Linked DNA regions of Homo sapiens: region 1 is linked to region 2. A link is a contact called in ENCODE Hi-C data. All regions are on one chromosome and are shown on one strand. The core of a region is the stretch at or near the end of the contact, and the rest is flanking DNA. Distances in the headings are between cores, read along the strand shown.

The links. A loop is a pair of places that touch in the nucleus more often than their neighbours do. Pooled maps may share reads with other maps.
Region 1: a map of endothelial cell of umbilical vein shows a loop between it and region 2 (4-fold over the local background). The contact joins two enhancer-like sites. A Hi-C loop is called at or near these places in 1 of 168 maps with a recorded cell type or tissue (endothelial cell of umbilical vein), 5 of 37 single-sample maps with no recorded cell type and 12 of 50 pooled maps.

Annotation. Positions count from the first base shown.
Region 1 is chr9:110,212,981-110,216,569 of GRCh38, reverse strand. No RefSeq gene overlaps it. Among named protein-coding and RNA genes, the nearest start is that of C9orf152, 6.6 kb to the right of the region's middle. Within about 2 kb of position 2,294, at least 6 of the 41 ENCODE cell types and tissues checked have a DNase peak (open chromatin) inside an H3K27ac peak, as active enhancers do.
Region 2 is chr9:109,814,921-109,818,628 of GRCh38, reverse strand. The region is part of intron 1 of PALM2AKAP2 (PALM2 and AKAP2 fusion); the gene reads right to left. Among named protein-coding and RNA genes, the nearest start is that of PALM2AKAP2, 37 kb to the right of the region's middle. RefSeq lists an enhancer at 1,232-2,431. Within about 2 kb of position 2,013, at least 9 of the 41 ENCODE cell types and tissues checked have a DNase peak (open chromatin) inside an H3K27ac peak, as active enhancers do.

The DNA.
Region 1 (3,589 bases), core at 1,045-3,544, 400 kb before region 2:
ACAGAAAAATAAATCTGGGAGAACTTCTGTGCATTTTTTCTAATTGACTTTCAATCCATTTGAAATAATAGGGATGGGAAAAGAATTACAAATAGGTCAGAAGCTGTTGTTTCCTGTCCAAATCTTGTTTCTAGCCAGGGAGTTATTTTGCCAGCACATGATGAAAAATTATAAACTGTAATCCCCTTTCTAAAAGACCAAACACACTAACCAACTAACACACAAAAGCCAGCCTGCTATAGGGCAGAGCTCTTGGAATATCAACAGAAAAGCCAAAACATACAATGCAAAAATCTTTCAGTATCATCAAAATGCAACACAATTTCAGCCAAGTAAGTTTTGCAATAAAAATAACATACAACAATCATATGACCCAGTAATTCCATTCCTGAGTATATACTCCAAAGAATAGAAAATAGGTATTTAAACAAAAACTTAGCATGAGTATTCATATCAGCACAATTCACAATAGCCAAAAGGTGGAAACAACTCAAATGTCTATCAGTGAATGAATAGATAAACAATAAAAGATATATCCACACAATGGAGTATTGTTCAATCATAAGAAAGAGTGAAGTGTTGATATATGCTACAACATAGAATGAACCTTGAAAACATGATGAGTGAAAGAAAACAGAACAAAAAGTCACACACTGTATGATTCCACTTATTTGAAATATCCAGAGTAGTCAAATGTTTAAAGGAAGAAAGCAGAGTGATTGCCAGTGGCTGGGAACAGAGGGAAGGGAGAATGACTTCTTTTTTTTTGAGTCTCACTCTTTCACCCAGTCTGGAGTGCAGTGTCTCCATCTCGGCTCACTGCAACCTCCGCCTCCCAGGTTCAAGAGATTCTTGTGCCTCAGTAATCCCAGTAGCTGGTATTACAGGCGTGCACCACCATACTCTGCTAATTTTTGTGTTTTCAGTAGAGACGGGGTGTCTCCATGTTACTCAGGCTGGTCTCGAACTCCTGACCTCAGGTGGTCCACCTGCCTCAGCCTCCCAAAATGCTGGGATTACAGGCATGAGCCACCGCTGAGAATGACTTCTTAATGGATATGAGGTTTCTCTTTGGGGTGATGAAAATGTTTTAGAAGTAGATAGAGGTGGTGATTGTACAACATTGTGAATGTACTAAATGCTGCTGAACTGTTTATGTTAAATGGTTAAAATGGTGAGTTTTCTATAGTGTGAGTTTTACCCCACATAAATAAAAAGCTCAACCTACAACCAATTTTAAAATAAAACTTACCTATGTTTTAAGACTATAAAATATTCCATTTTTATGTACAATGACAACCTACAAAGATTTCTGCATCCTTTTGGTTAAAATGTAACCAATCACCAAGTGCTATCATTTGTTTCTTTTGCCTTGTGTATTTGCTAAGTGGATAGCAAAGATCAAAGAACTTTCAGAAGAGATATAGAAATACAGCCAGATACAGCTAAGATCTCTTTGAACATGATAATAATTGAGTGTGCTGAGCTGTGTCCCAAAGGTCTATAGAATAATAAATGCAAAAGATATCTTGGGTGAAAAGAGTCTGAATTATGCAGCATAACTTTTTTAAACATTCCCTCTATTTTCTTGAGTCTTGCTATTGCTTGGTGATTTAGGAATTAGGATGGGTGGCTGTACTGTGGATTGCTTATTTCGATATCCATTTAAATCTTTTATCTTACAAAGGCTGGGGAGCTTTTAAAAGCTACATTTCCCAGATTTCCTTGCAGTTAGGATTCTGGACATGCTTTGGGTTGAGCAATCAGCTGTGCTTTCCTAAGATTCTATGGGCAAAGAGGCAGGATGCAGGCGCCCATTTTGTAGGTGTGGTTCATGGCCCAGGTGGTGTGGTTTGGGGGCAAAGAGCTGTCCTAGAAGTTTCCTAATTTGGCAGGTGGTTTTCCTGTTCAGCAGCTTCAGCAGCAGTGGTAGTATACTCATACATAATCAGAAATATTCCAGTTATCTGTTGCTGTGTAATGAACCATCCCCAAACTTAGTGACTTAAAACAAAATTTATTATTACTTCTCATGGTCTAAGCATAAACTGGGCTCAAGTAGGTAAGCTTCCCTTGGGCTCTCTTATGACGTTACATTCAGATGTGCACCGGGCTACAGTTATTTGATGGCTCAACTGGGCTGGATGTCCTGGGGTCTCACTCTCTGGCAGTTGAAGCCAGCTATTGGCTGGGAATTCACCAGAATTTGGTGGCTGACGCACCTACCGTGACACACCTCACTGTGTTGTTCAGGCTGCCCATGACGTGGTGTCCAGGCTCAGAGGAGGCACATCCCAACAGTCAGCATTCCAAACAGCAGGAATCAGAAGCTGCCAGAAGCCGCAGTTAGGGCTACACCAGGAACAGACACAGAGTCATTTCTACCACATTCTGTTAGCCAAATGATACCACTCAACCAACTCACACTTAAGAAAGTGATACAGGCTCCACCTCTTGATGAGGGAATGGCAAGCTCAGTTGCCAAAGGGTATATGAGATGAAAGATAGTGTTTATCCATCTTTGGAAAAACTACAAGGGTAGAGGAAGAGTGGTCTGGAGGCCTAATGTTGCTCTTCCTGCTCTGCTAATAATTTTACCAGCACCAATTCCCCATGTGAAATCTCTTTCTGCTTAAATTAGCCAGACTGGGATCTGTTGACTACACCTGGATCCTGATCAAGGCTGGAGGTGGGACTTTACTGTCCCCAGGCAAATAGCATTCCAATATATTACTCTGTATGTAACTGGCATAGAGCAGTGACGCTCCGGAGAGGAAAAGCATTTGGAGTTGGAAAGTCCCTTGCTGAGTTTCAAGTTTCCCATCTGGAAAATGGGGATGATAATAATAATAATTTGGCATCTACTTTATAGAGTTAAACAGATTAAATGAGTCAACACATGCGCAATATTGTCACGTGCCTAGCACCTGGAAGGCAATGCTTGATGAAGTCCGTTTTGCTTGTTTGCTCAGCTCAAGCCGGCTCCCTCTCTTTGGTAATCGCTCTATCTGCAGGCACAGTGAAGTTAAGTAACTGGCCCAAAGGCATACTGCTAAGAGAGGACATCTTAGGCCGGGTGTGGTGGCTCACGCCTGTAATCCCAGCACTTAGGCCGAGGCAGGTGGATCACCTGAGGTCAGGAGTTCAAGACCAGCCTGGCCAACATAGTGAAACCCCATCTCTACTAAAAATACAAAAATTAGCCGGGTGTGGTGCCACGCAACTGTAGTCCCAGCTATTGAGGAGGCTGAGGCAGGAGAATCGTTTGAACCCAGAAGGCTGAGCTTGCAGTGAGCTGAGATCACGCCACTTCACTCCAGGCTGGGTGACAGAGCAAGACTCCAGTCACTTAACTAACCCAAAGGCACACTTGACTCTAGAGAGCAAGGGGAGAGTAGCTAAGAATAGGGAAGATAAGACGCAAACCCGCATAGTCTAGCTTCATAGTTCATGCTCTCAATCCTTACACTGTACCACTTTTTAAAGCTGAGAACTGAAGGTGTTTACAAGTTAGCTAGGGGACATGTGGTTGCTGCCAAGGATGGAAATATAATGAAGATACGGTTGAGGTGAAAGTAAGTAAAGGAGT
Region 2 (3,708 bases), core at 764-3,263:
TACATGGCTTAGCATTTTTGAGGTTTTTCCTTAAAAAGCAAATTTAGCAGGTAGTATGTTTAATGAAAAGTTTTTATGTTTTTTACCTTCTTATCAATACAGATACAGAAGCATCATAAAACCAATGTTTAGCTAAATGAATTTTTATAAGGCAAACACCTTTGTAATCACCACCCAGTTAAAAATAAATAGAAATTGCTAGCCACTTCCAGAAGCCTCTCCATGTGCCCCACGCCAATTTTAATCCCTCTTCTTCCACTCAAAAATAACCACAGCTTCAGTTTCCATGTTATTGATACCCATAGCTCCTATGTTTATAAGATGCTATGATTCAGTCATTTTTTTCACCATTAAAAGATTATTTGTATTCAAGGGCTGACTTGTCAAAAAAAAAGAGATTGTGTAGCAAGTACATTTTTCGAAAGGCTTATTTATACCTTTTCTGTTTCGCTGCTACCCAGATATAATAAATACATTCATTAGCGTACACTATTTTTAAATACCTTGCCTCATTCCAAAAATATGTGCGGGGTTGAACACATGCTAAGAAATTCCCTCCACTAGGAGGCGCTACATCCCTTATGTCCTCAGACAGCTGGGAAGACTGCGCTTAATGTAACTCAGTTATCAGCGCATTTCTATGAATGAAGTCACAGAGGAACATGTGGGAGATCCACTTAACGACTTCTTTACCTTGCTGCATATCACAAAAAGGCTCACTGGTTGCCAGAAGTCCTGGTGAGTGGCAGGTTCCAAGAGTGAACTGATATTTCAACAACTACTTTTCCACTAACAACCTAAATCCATGAAATTGAGGGAGGGGGCCAGGAACATTTGGAACAAAGGGGCCCTGTTTCCAAGCGTAAATAAAATACAGCTGGTTTACAGCTGTGCTACCTTCCTCGCTGCAAGTCAAGTCATAAAACAGAATGAAACTTTCAGTAGTCACCGCTGTGAGGTTAGGGAATTCTGAGCATCCCTCTGGGCTCTAAGGTGACCAACTATTTGCTTTCTGAATTTCGTTTTTCAACCCATAGACACTGTATGGCTCATCAGAGAGGCAGATTTCCACTGCAAATTTACACAAGCCTAGACTGTCTATTTTTACACAATTGTTTGTTGTTTGCTTTTGTTTTTCAGATCAAAAAAATCTGAGGAATAGAGCTATGAAGACATCTGAACTCTAATTATAGGGGTTTGAATTTTTTAGATTAGACGTGCTACCCTTGTGACTCACAGTGATGTGCATTTCCCTGGTCTGATCATTAGCATACCAGGCAGGCTCAGATGCCCAGCATGTATCACAGATAGTAGGACATCATGCATATGCATGGGAAACTCCTAGCTCAAAATTGGCCTCTGATCAGACCAAAAGGCCAGTAACTGTGTCCAAGTAGCAACTCAACATCCACAAAGTGCCAACTGGAATGTTTTCCCATTTTAAGTGGGCACGGCAATCTAGACATTAACCAATAGACTTATAAGAATAGCTTGTATTGATTAAAGAAGCTTTATAATACATATTTTATTCCTATCATTTTATGTGCCTAAGATTTATTCCTTAAAATACTGATTCACTGATTTAGAAAACTCGGTAGGGGTAAATAAATCTGGTTGAATAAAGTTGAAAATAGACTACATCCTATAGTTTTTAAAAAAATATTAGAAGAGTATTTGTACCGCCTCCAGACAAACTGGTAGTTGTCCGTTGCATTTCAGACTCAATGAATATGGGCTCTTAAGCCAGATGGCATTAGGATCAGGAAGTGGGTTTGGCACTTTTCTTTCTCCTTCATGTCATTTCCAGACCATGACTCCTCTGCCCTCATGGAAAAAGTCTCATCTGTTCCCTTGTTCCCTCTCTCCTTAACTCTGTCCCCAGCTGATCTTCTGGTCACTTCCGTACATCCACTGATGACTTCATTCCTTGGCTCACAGGAGCTATATGAAATCCCACCATCATCCGGGGTGACTTCAGTGTTTGTGTTCATGACTCATTCAACCCTATTCCCACAGTTTCCTGAAAACCTCAACTCTGATGACCTTGATCTTCACTCTCCTCAACGATCTGCACTCAGGGCTGAAATCTGGCCTCATCACTAAATGTGGAACTGTTTAGGTGCAGCGGCCCAGACTCCAACCACAGCCTCGCCTCTTTCCCTGTCTCTCACTGGCTTGTCCTCACACCTCTGCTCTTGGGTCTTTTCAAATCTTCTAATCTCCAGCTTCCTCTATCTTATCCCAGTCCATCATAGCCCTCCTGTCTTCATTTTTATGTCTTTTCGCCTAAGATCATGTGAACAATCCATTCCAATCACTGCACTGTCTTCCTATATCCTCAACAATCTTGCCTCCTCGTCCTTTGGCTACATCCAGGTATCTGGCAAAAATCCCAAATGAGAGCTAAGCACAGTCTCATTTCCCAAGATCAAACACCTACATAAGGTGCCCTGGAGTGTAGGAGAACGACACTACAAATCTGTGGTCTCCAACCTTATCTGAGCTCTCAACACTGTCCAGGGATCTTTGTACATGTTCCTTGTCAACTCTCTAGCTTCAGTTAAAGATACTTTCTCCCCAGGACAAGCCCATACTTAGCATAAATAGAACATCAATATCTTTTTTGTTTGTACATAAAAAGGCTAATAACCAGTACCTTGAATTCCATCATGCCCTGACCTCTCAGGGACCCCATACCATCATTTATCCTCCACTCACCTGCATTTCACCTCTTTCACTATTTTCTCCTAACTCCTTCACCTAAGAATTTAGACTTCCTCTTCTTAAAACAATCCATGCAAATCCTATGCCCTCTCTAGCTAAGACTTACTTCTCTTCTTTCCTTCACAGCCACACCACTTAGGGAGACAAAGACTTCATTTAATCCCCAACTTCCTCTCAGCTGAACTCCACACTCCACAACCTCACTGAACCTGCTTTTCCATTCTTGTGAGGGCCACCAGTTACCTTCTAGTTGGTATGTTCAATGGACACTTTTTAGAATGTGTACCATTGCCTGTCAGTGGCATTTGGCACCATGCATCACTCCCTCCTTCCTGGAAAGTTCTTTCATCTTCACCTACCCCCCTGTTTCTGTCTACCCTGACTCCCCTTCTGCTTCCCTGGCTTCCCTCAGCACAGTGAGTCACCAGGTTGACCTTATATTTTGCATTCTTTCCCTGGATAGCCTCATTCACATCCATGGCTAAAGTTACTATTTGATGCAGATTTACTGAAGTCCCCAAAACCAGATCTCCTTCCTGAATTCCATACCTACATGTTATTTCCTATCAGGCATCTCACATGTATATTCCGAAGGTATTATGATCTCAACATGTCCAAAATAAACTCATCACTTTTCCCCAAAATATGTCCCTCTTTCCATGTTCAACATCAACCATCCCCTTGTCTATGCTGGAAACATGGCTATCAACTTTATTTCTCCATACCTCTCACCCTTTACTCAATCAGTACCAAGTTCCAGCAATTCAACCACATAACTATCAAATCCATGCCTTCTTCACCATCTCCACAGCCACTCTCTCATGTCAGTCTATCCCTATTTCATTCTTGGATCAGTATCAAGATAGCCACCTCTGAGTGGTCTTACTGCCCACTCCCCATCCCTCCCAATTCAAATTACTTCATATACTACAGTGGAGTACTCTCTCAAAAATGCATATCCAACTAGATCACTTCCTGAGAGAT